Regions from separate parts of the Homo sapiens genome. Here region 1 is linked to region 2. Evidence: chromatin loops called from intact Hi-C (ENCODE). Cell type or tissue: left ventricle myocardium inferior. All regions are shown on one strand. Each heading gives the region's core, and the rest is flanking DNA. Links, peaks and the distances in the headings are about the cores only. Region 1 overlaps KPNA1 (karyopherin subunit alpha 1). Region 2 overlaps FAM162A (family with sequence similarity 162 member A).

The links. A loop is a pair of places that touch in the nucleus more often than their neighbours do. Peaks named below come from ENCODE experiments on the same cell type or tissue, not always from the same donor. Only the 100,000 strongest peaks of a DNase experiment are listed, where the experiment ranks them.
Region 1: a loop joins it to region 2, with 2.3 times the contacts of the local background. A loop is called at or near these places in 17 of 110 quality-filtered maps.

Annotation. Positions count from the first base shown.
Region 1 is chr3:122,502,443-122,507,829 of GRCh38, reverse strand. All of the region lies in intron 1 of KPNA1 (karyopherin subunit alpha 1), which reads left to right. Among named protein-coding and RNA genes, the nearest start is that of KPNA1, 9.8 kb to the left of the region's middle. In left ventricle myocardium inferior, for the core only: no CTCF peak of the experiment used is centred there; no DNase peak of the experiment used is centred there.
Region 2 is chr3:122,390,987-122,396,373 of GRCh38, reverse strand. The region is part of intron 1 of FAM162A (family with sequence similarity 162 member A); the gene reads right to left. Among named protein-coding and RNA genes, the nearest start is that of FAM162A, 9.5 kb to the right of the region's middle. In left ventricle myocardium inferior, for the core only: CTCF peaks have their summits at 3,111 and 3,310 (motif pointing left); no DNase peak of the experiment used is centred there; H3K27ac peaks cover 2,645 bases.

The sequences.
Region 1 (5,387 bases), core at 261-5,260, 110 kb before region 2:
AAAATTTTTTTACTACTGAGGGAACGAACCCTTTATGTCATCTTCTGGAAAGATTTGTCTTTTTTTTTTTTTAACCCCCCAAAAAATCATTCAACTTTTAGATAAGAGATAATTTTTCTCCTTCATAAAGACCATAAAGATCAGAACTTCTGAAGAAATAACAGCATACTCAGTTGAAAAAATAGTAGTGAAAAGTATAGAAATTCAGTGTTTTAGGTAGGTTGATAAGCTTTATCATAGTAAACATATGCTTTCAGCTCTACTTTTTGAAAGTTTTTTTCTTGTATAATCAGTATATTGCTTATCACAGAAAATTTGGAAGATAAAATAATATTTCCATATTCAAATTTTATATGCTGATATCTTCTCTTTTCTTTTTTTTTTTTTTTGAGATGGAGTCTTGCTCTGTCGCCCAGGCTGGAGTGCAATGGCACAATCTCAGCTCACTGCAACCTCTGCCATCTGGGTTCAAGTGATTCTCCTGCCTCAACCTCCCGAGTAGCTGGGATTGCAAGCGCCCGCCACCACGCCCGGCTAATTTTTGTATTTTTAATAGAAATGGGGTTTCCCCATGTTGGCCAGGCTGGTCTCGAACTCCTGACCTCTGGTGATCCGCCCGCCTTGGCCTCCCAAAGTGCTGGGATTACAGGTGTGAACTACTGCGCCCAGCTATATTCTGATTTCTTAAGTTACGAAATATTTTTCGAAAGTATAGAGAATAGTGTAGGTTGGGTTTTTGTTCCCAGCATTCAGATTTTTCATGTTAGTGTTCTGTTTTCTCAATACATTGTGAACATTTCCTTTAACCAAGCCCTCATATTGGAACTTTTAGGTTTTTTACAATTTTTCACTAGAATAATCACACTGCAGTGAACAGTCTTACACATACTACTAGTTTTGTTTCCTTTATGTACATTCTAAAAGTGGAAGTATTCAATTCAGGGTTTGAGTTCTCCAGATCCTTGACAGATATTTTCCTTTAAGTGTTTTGATATTGAGAATGTCTTTGGAGAACTTCCCAGCTTGGGAACCTATAGATACTGGGAGTTGGGGGTCAGAATTTGGGGCAAAGGTTATGATAAACCTCTCAAAGGAAAACATTTGAAACTGGGCTGTGAAAGAAAATATGTATTGCCATTGGATTATTGGTTAGAGCTATAAGATGAGGCCAGAGATGAACACCTATGAATCATATGTCTGCCACATTGACTTCTCACAGGAAAAGCTTTATTGAAGGGTTTTTCAAACTTTGCTTTCATTGAACACTGAAATGCTCTTAATAAAAATAAAGCTACTCCTTAATTATCGTATAGGAAAAGAATGGGTAGGATATTTCAAATTTTAATTTTCTTTTCTAATTTCTATTAAAATATTTTAAACGGACCTACTATCGTTTGACTAGAAGCTGTTAACATCAATAATTTATATTTTCAAATGAACTGAACACTTTATACTTATACTCCACTTATTTAAATTCATAACTTTTTTGTAGTCATACTTTCTTGTAGTTTTGGTTTTTAATAGTAAATGCATATCATATACTTTCTAATAAAATTATGCCTGATTTATATGGTGGAATTAAGTATATTAGGATTTCAAGTTGTTCCACAAGAGTATTATGGATTTTAAATATTCAGAACATTTAGAATGTGTTTGAGATTTACTGATTAGGTGGGCTGACCCAGTGCACTGAATATATAACATCTTGAATATAATAAAAATATAAAAAGATCTACACTCATTGTTTTGGGTTTAGAGTGGTGGAGAATGGTATTGAATGAATCCAGACAAAAGGATCTTGCAGGACCAAGAAGTTTAGACTTGTTCTAAGAAGTGGTTAAAAACGTTGTAGTTCCTTATCCATTGAAGTGATACAGTGAAAAGGGTGTTGAGATTAATCTGAGGGCTGTGTAGGATGAATTGAGGAGCAAAGAGTCTGAGGTTAAGAATGCTGGTTTAGAGCTGTTGTAGTTATCTAGGTGTCAGTTGACACAGACTTGAGCCAGGCTGGTGGCAGTGGGAATAGATCGGATCAGATAAAATCAAAGACTTTGGATAGAATAAGCAAAATTTGATAATTGAGTAACTAGACATGAAGGAGAAAGTGAGGGGATCTGTCTTTGAAAGAGTGTGTTTCTATTTCACCACCAGTATTGCATCTTGTTTTTAAGTTTATTGCTTCTTTGGCTTTATTTCTCTAGAAAACAAGAGGAAATTTAGGTATAATGGCTTTAATTTTGAAGGCTTCTGATTCCTGAGAGGGTACTTTGAAAAGTAACTTACAATTTTTAATTAGTAGCTTAGGTGATAACACCTAAAAATATTTGCTTAGGATAAACTAATTTTCTCATACAATTACTTTGTTATTCCTCTTATTACAGACATAGAGATTTATTTCCTTTCTTTCCTATCAAAGCTATCTTCAGTCCAACTTCAGCCTTCATTTTCAACTGTATTTTACATTGTTTTAAAATAAAACTTTTGCTCTACTATAGTGATTTTCAACTGCAGATGCATATCAGAATTTGCTTGGATTTTTTTTTTTTTTTTTTTTTGAGGCATGCAGTGGTACAATCCTGGCTCACTGCAACTTCTGCCTCCCGGGTTCAAGCCATACTTATGCCTCATCCTCCCAAGTACCTGGACTCACAGGTGCATGCCACTATGCTGGCTAATTTTTGTATTTTTAGTAGAGGCGGGGTTTCACCATGTTGGCCAGGCTGGTCTCGAACTCCTGACCTCAAGTGATCTGCCCGCCCCTTGGCCTCCCAAAGTGATGGGATTACTGGTGTGAGCCACTGTGCCTGGCCCACTTGGGGATCTTAAAAGGAAGAAAAACCCAGAGGTGTCTGTCTGCTTCAGACACATTAATTAGACTCTTTAGAGGGACATTTGAGGCTTGTGTTTAAAAAAAAAAAGAGTCTCTCCCAACAGAACAAATGTAATCCCCTCTCCATCCTAAGAGGGGGCAACGAATCTCATTTATGGATACTGATGAGATATTTATGTTTTAAAAAATCTCTCTCTCTCTCTCACCCAAAGTCTAAATGCATCCATTGAAGTAATAGAGTGAAAGGAGTGAAACTTAAAAATCTCACCAGTATCCATAAATGAGATTGGTTGTCCCCTCTTGGGGTGGGAAGTCTAAATACACACATACATGCGTGTGCGCAGACACACGCACACACACACAGACAGTTTCTTAGAGCAGTTTTGGGTTCATAGCAAAATTGAATGGAAAGTACAGGGTTTCCGTCAACCCCTTGCCCCCACATGAATATAGACTCTCCCACCATCAACATTGCACAAGCTCCAGAATGGCTCATTTGTTACAAGTAATGCTGTAGACTGAATGTTTATGTCCCCTTACGATTCATGTGTTGAACCCAATCTCCAGTATGGTGGTGTTTGAAGATGAGGCCTTTGGGTGATGAAAATGGAGCCCTCATGAATGGAATTAGTGCCCTTACACGAGATCACAGAGAGCTCCTTAGCCCCTTCTGCTATGTGAATACACAGTGAAAAAAATGGTCATCTGTGAACCAGGAGGTGGGTCCTCACCAGATACTGAATTAGCCAGGGTCTTGATTTGGACTTTCCAGCCTCTAGAACTGTGAGAAATAAATTTCTATTGTTTATAAGACACCCAGTTGATGGTGTTTTGTTACAGTAGCCTGATCAAGCTAAAACAATTGATGAACCAACATTGGCACATCATCCTCACTCTAAGTCCATGGTTTACATTATGGTTCATTCTTAGTGTTGTACATTCTTTGGGTTTTGACAAATGTGTAATAGCATGCATTAACTACTATTGTATCATACAGAATAGTTTTCCTGCCCTAGAATTCTTCTGTGTTCCACCTGTTAATCCTGCCTTCCCCCAAAACACCCAGCAGCCACTGGGTTTTTTGTTTGTTTGTTTCTGGTTTTACCTCTTCCAGAATGTCATATAATTGGAATCATACCCGTGTTTTTTTTCAAACAGCTCTCAGTGTGACAAATATAACAAATAGAATTGGAAAGGGGTAATACACACCATCACCAAGTGTGTTTATCCAAAGAAACAGGATCATTTGGTATTAGAAAGTCTATTAATATAATTCACCATATTTAATAGTTCAAAAGAGAAAAAATAATGACCATTTCAGTAACTCCCAAGTATAAACTATACAAGGGCCAGACAGTGGGAAGTATGCTTTTACATGTTCTTCACCTTATGAGGTATCATTATGTCCATTGTACAGATGAGGAAACAGGCTCACAGAAGTCTACTGTCTTCTGTATGTGATTGGTCTGCAAAGCAAATTTGAACATGGGACTTGTGGAAGGCTAGGCTTCATTTATTCAACTTGCTGCCTATGACACTTTAATAAAAAAGCAGTTGAATATTTAATTTTTGCGTAACATTTCTTTCCTTTTAGATTTTTTAAAAAGTTTGGAATCATTTCAAACTACAAAAACGTTTTAAGAAGTGCACGAGACTTCCTATATGCCTTCATTGACATTTCTCAATTGTTTATCTTTTGCCTTATTTATCATTTATTCTTTCTTTCTTTATATATATATATATGTATGCATGCTTCCAACACTGGCTTTAATTGCTTACCCTTACAACTCCACATTGAATACAGACCTCTAAGTTACTTCCTTAAGTCTAATTTTAGGTTTTTGGTTTTGTTGGAGTTTACTGTTGGCTTTTTCCTTTTTTTGACCTGAAACTGAAACTTAACGAATCTTTTTTTTTGTTTTGAGATGGGATTTTGCTCAGTGGTGCGATCTTGGCTCACTGCAGCCTTGACCTCCCAGGCTCAAGTGATGCTCCCATCTCAGCCTCCCAAGTAGCTGGGACCACAGGTGCCTGCCACCATGCCTGTCTAATTTTTTTGTATTTTTTGTGGAGACAGGGTCGCTACAAAACTCGGCTCAAGTGATCCTCCCACCTTGGCCTCCCAAAGTGCTGGGAATACAGGCGTGAACTACCGCGTCCCACTCAGATTTTGAATTTGGGACATCATTGCAACACTACTATTATTGTGCCATATTGTGATATTTCATAGCTAAAATGCTGCCTGCTTCAGGAAACCAGCACTCTTCTTTATATCATTTTTCATCACCTTTAAATATGATTCCCTTGGAATTATTCACAAGTTCTCATCCGTATTACACCCACCTTTTAGTCTGATAAAGTTTCTGCCAGATTTCCACTGAGTAGACATATTAATCTGCTCAGGCTACCATAACAAAATACTGCAGACTGTGTGGCTTAAGCAGAAATTTATTTTCTCACAGTTCTGAAGGCTAGAATTCCAGATCAAGGTGCCAGCAGAGTTGATTTCTGGGCACTCTTTTGCTTGCAGACAGCTGCATTCTTGTCTTCTTATGTA
Region 2 (5,387 bases), core at 191-5,190:
CATATCTTCTCTGGAGAAACATCTATTTAGGTCCTCTGCCTATTTTTTTTTAAGTAGGGTTATGTCTTTTCATTTTTGAGTTGTAAGAGTTCTTTCCTTATCTGATATGTACTTTGCAAATATAGTCTCCCACTCCATGGGTATCTTTTCACTATCTTGATGATGTCCTTTGAAGTACAAAAAAATTTAATTTGGGTGAGGTCCAGTTTATCCATCTTTTCTTTTATTGCTTGAGCTTTTGGTGCCATATACGATATCACAAAGATTTACTCCTATATTCTAAGAATTTTATAGTTTTAGCTCTAACATTTAGGTCTGTGATCCATTTTGAGTTATACTAGTATACTTTCTGTGAAAAGGATCCAAATTCATTCTTTGGCATGTAAATATCCAGTTCTCCCAGCACCACTTGTTTAAAAGACTGTTCTTTTCCGCACTGAGTTGTTTTAGCGCCATATAGAAAATCAATTGACTGTAAATATGAGAGTATATTTCTGGACTATCAATTCTATTCCACCGATCTAAATGTCTGTCCTTATGCCAGCACCACACTGTCTTAATTATTACAGCTTTGTAGTTAAGTTTTTAATCAGGAAGTATGAGTCATCCAACTTGGCTTTTCTTTTTAAAGATTAGTTTGCCTACTCAGGGTCCCTTAAATTTCTAAATTTCTGTATGAATTTGAGGATCAGCTTGTCAATCTCTACAAAGACCCCAGCTGGGATTTTGTTGGGGATTGTGTTGAATCCATAGATCAATTTGAGGAATTCTTCCATCTTAAAAATATTAAGTCTCTCAAACCATGAACATGGGATGTCTTTCCATTTATTTGGGTCTTCTTTAATTTCTTTCAGTAGTGTTTTTGCAATTTCCAGAGTACGTTTTAAACTTCGTTATTCTTTTTGATGCTATTATAAATGGAATTTTCTTCATGTTTGCATTATTTATTGCCCATTTATCTTGCATACTGCAAAACTGTTCAACATTTAGTCTAACAGGGTATGTGTGTGTGTATTCCTTAGGATTTTCTATATACATGATCATGTTATCTGGGAATATAGTTTTACTTCTTTTGCCACTTATTGTTTTTCCTGCCTAAATTCCCTAACGAGAACCTCCAGTAAGTACAGTGTTGAACAGAAATGTCTGTTGAAAATGGACATCCTTGTCATGTCATGGGGGAAACGCATTCAGCCTTTCACCATTAAGTCCGATGTTAGTTGTGGGTTTTTCATTTAATGCCCTTTATCAGGTTGAGGAAGTTCCTTTCTATTCATAGTTTCTGAGTGTTTTTATAATGAAGAGGAGTTGCATTTTGTCAAATGCTTTTTCTGTGTTTACTGATGTGGTTATGTGTTTTTTTCCTTTATTCTATTAACATGGTGAATGATGTTGAGTCAGGAGTCCTAACCTTACATTTTTAGCATACATCCCACTTGATCAGTCTATAATTTTTCATGTCACTGGATTCATTTTGTAGCAGTTCTTGAGGATTTCTGCATCAATATTCCTAAGGGATATATATGGGTCTATAGTTTTCTTGAGATTTTTTTGGGAGGGGTTTGGTATGAGGATAATGTGGCCTCATCAAATGTATTGGGAAGTGATCCCTCCTCTTTTGTATTTTGGAAGAATTTGTGAAAGATTAATTCTATTTTTTTCTTTAAATGTTTGGTAGAATGCACAATTGAAGCCATCTGGGCCTGGACTTTTTCTTTGCAGGAAGTTTTAAAATCACTAGTTCAATCTCCTGTTACAGGACTTTTCAGATATTTTATTTTTTCTTGACTTAGTTTTGATAATTTTTCTTTTTCTAAAAGTGTGTCCATTTCATCTGGTTTATGTAATTTTTGCCATAGAGTTGTTCATAGTCTCTCCTTGTATCCTTTGTGTGTTTGGCCACAGAGGTCTGTCTGGTTATCTTAGTGGTCAGCTAGTAACTGGAGAGACTAATAAATGCCTTTAAGTTTATTAAGTGTTTGCCTACGGGCTGTGTGTGCATGTTGGGGCATGTCTTCTACCCTCAGGCAGGCAGTCTGCAACACTGCCTTAGCCTTCTGATATAGTTTGGATCTGTACCCCCACCCAAATCTCATGTTGAAATGTAACCCCCAGTGTTGGAGGTGTGGCCTGGTGGGAAGTGAGTGGATCATGGGGGTGGATTTCTCATGAATAGTTTAGCACCATCCTTCTTGGTGCTGTCCTCGTGATAGTGAGTTCTTATGAGATCTGGTCGTTTAAAAGTGTGTGGCACCTCCCTGATCTCTCTTGCTCTTGCTCTGGACATGTGACATGCCAGCTCCCCCTTCGCCTTCCACCATGATTGTAAGTTTCCTAAGGCCTCCCTAGAAACTTGACAAATGCCAGTATCATGTTTCCTGTACAGCCTGAAGAACGATGAACCAATTAAACTGCTTTTCTTTATAAATTACCTAGTCGTAGGTATTTCTTTTTAGCAATGCGAGACTGGCCTAACACACCTTCCATTCGTGCTCGGACAGAGACTAAATGTGAGGTGAGAGCTTAGAGACCTCTCAGGTTTTTCCTGGAAAATGTGTCCAACCTTACACATATTACATTCTAGAAATATGTCAGAGCTTTCCAGATGTCAGGATGGACATCTCATTCCCCAGCTTCTTGTTTGACCCAGCTGTTACCCACTCCATGTTATGTCAAACAAGTGCTGCTGATTATTTTCAACAAATGCACCAGGGAAAACACTGTTTGCAGTGAATAAACTCCAAGTCAGGTGAAAAAAGATAAGCCCTGTGAGTGGGGTTTCCAGCGAACTGTCAGACAAGTCAAATAGTAACAATTCTCTGCAGCTGGAAGTTTTGGAAAACTCTTAAACCCATTCTGCCTTCTTCAGTGCCTGCAAGGCTGCTGGTTTTCAAAGTAACTGTGATTTGTGAGGCTGTTGGTTTTCAAGACTATTGTGAAGCTGAAAGAAGACAGGAATAAAGCAAGTTAAAACTCCACAAAACTTGCTGTCCTACCACGATTTCAGGCTTTTTTTTTTGGATAAATGCTCCTCAGATTGTCACAAATGCCTGGTAATTTTCCAGAGTTCTGGAAAAGTTGCTTCTGCCAACTTCTGGCAGTGTTATCATTGCTTTTGGGTAAAAATGGATTTTCAGAGGTCCTTACTCTTGACACACCAGAAGTTGGAATCTCTATTTGTGGTTACCTGGCACACAGTCTTTTTCATAAAAGGCCTCATTTATTTTGTTTTCTAGGGCTATAAATGCCAGAAAGCTTTGCCTGGATCTGGCAAACACAACATCAGTGCCACCTAGTGGAAAGGAGATAAATTAACTGCTTTTAGCTTGTTTCCTCATTTAAAATGTGGATAATGCAGTGTTTCTTGTACCAAAGTTGATTTGAGGGTTAAATGGAAAAGCAAATATGGGAGCATCTGGTAAGATGCTTGAAACACAGCAGGCTCTCTAACTGTTAAGTTTATTTTTTTTTTGAAATATTATGTAAAACATTAACTTTGATAAAACTTCTAGAACACTTTTCAATTTTACCCCTAATGTGGTCAGGATTTCTGACAAAGTTAATTATGCAGTTATGAGGCCATGGGAAAAGTCTATGAAACTCTTCAATAGATTTTCATAGCACTCAGGATTAAGACACAATTATTAAATCCTGTGATCTTCAAATTTTAGTGTTTTAGTGTTTGGTGTGAATCAGAGGAATGCCTTGTTAAAACACAAATCATGAGGCTGTCTACCTCCAGTTTCTGCATCCACAGTTCTGGAATGGAGGCTGGGAATTCGCATTTCTAACAAGTTCCTAGGTGATGCTGCTATGCTGGTTCTGGACTATACTTTGAGAACCTAGGCTTTTCTCTCCCCTAAGATGTGGTTAAATATACATAACATAAAATTTACCATTTTAATTATTTTAAGTGTACAATTCAGTGGCATTAAGTACATTTACACTGCTGTGCAACTATTACTACTATCCATCTCCAGGACTTTTTCATCTCCCCAGAGAACCACTGGTTTAATGTGACCTACAAGGCCCCATCTCACACAATGCTATCCCATTCCTCCTTTGGCAGGCACTTACAAAAGGAACAAGGTTAACCGGCAGCAAGCTAGAAGGACTCTGCTCTTTAAACAGAAAAAGAATCAATAATTATTTCCTAAGACAGCTGTCCTTTCCCATTCCTCCTAATTATAGAACAAAGGCAGTTTAGGAGAACAGAAGACAAACTGCCTCTCAGCTAGCTCAGTTTGAGAAATAATAAAGCAAAAAATGCTAACATGTATACCTACTATCAGTGACATCGATGTATGTTGGAGTAATTCATTCAACAAAGTACTTCCTATGTGCCAGGCATTGTTTTAGGCAATATATAAAAAAGATAAAAATCTGTGCCAATAGAACTTGCATTCTACTGGGGAGAAAGTTATACATATGTTAGATACTAAGTGCCAGAGAGAAAAAAATAAACAATGGGGACATGAAGTATGTGTTTGGAATGGGCTGTGTATGAAATTTTACATAGAGTAGTTAGGAAGTCCTCTGTGAGAATGTCACTCTTGAAGGGAAGCAAGGGCTAGCTATGCAGCTATCTGGTGGAAGAATATTCCAAACAGAAAGAATTATAAATGCAAAGACCCTAAAAGATTCTAGAGCCCATAAAGAGAAGGCCAGTATGGCCAGAACAGAATGAATAATGGGAAGACAAGTAGAATTTGATGTGAGAGAGGTACTGAGGTAGTTATGGAGGGTAAGGACTTGGAGACATGAGAGGTTCACCTAGATCAGACTGTATCTCCCAACTTTTTCTTACTACAACTTCATATTGTATGCTAATAACTTTTACCTCCCTACAGTATAAATGCTGATTAAAACATACACACATATTATCTTATTATAGATATTAGAATAATAGACTAATGTAAATATATTTTTTTAAAGATGAGGTCTTGCTTTAAAAATATTTTTAAAAATGTTATCACTACATAGTGAAACCCCACCTCTACAAAAAATACAAAAACTAGCTGGGCGCAGTGGCATGTGCCTGTGGTCCCAGCTACTCAGGAGGCTGAGGCAGAAGGGTGGCTTGAGCCCTGGAGGCAGAGGTTGCAGAGAGCTGAGATCATGCCACTGCACTTCAGCCTGGGCGATAATGCCAGACCTTCTCTCAAAAATAAAATAAAATAAAATTTTAAATTTTAAAAAGTTATCGCTAAAAAATGTCTGAAGTATTTGATGTGGTCTTGGTTTTTATTTTGCAATTATAACAACATGAAAGCATAAACAAACTTTAATATCATTACTAAGACCTTCGTTTTCTCTCAAAGAGACAGAATATATTGACCAGACGTCCAAGCCAGAAATTTTCCATCCTCTGGTGGATCACGATTAAA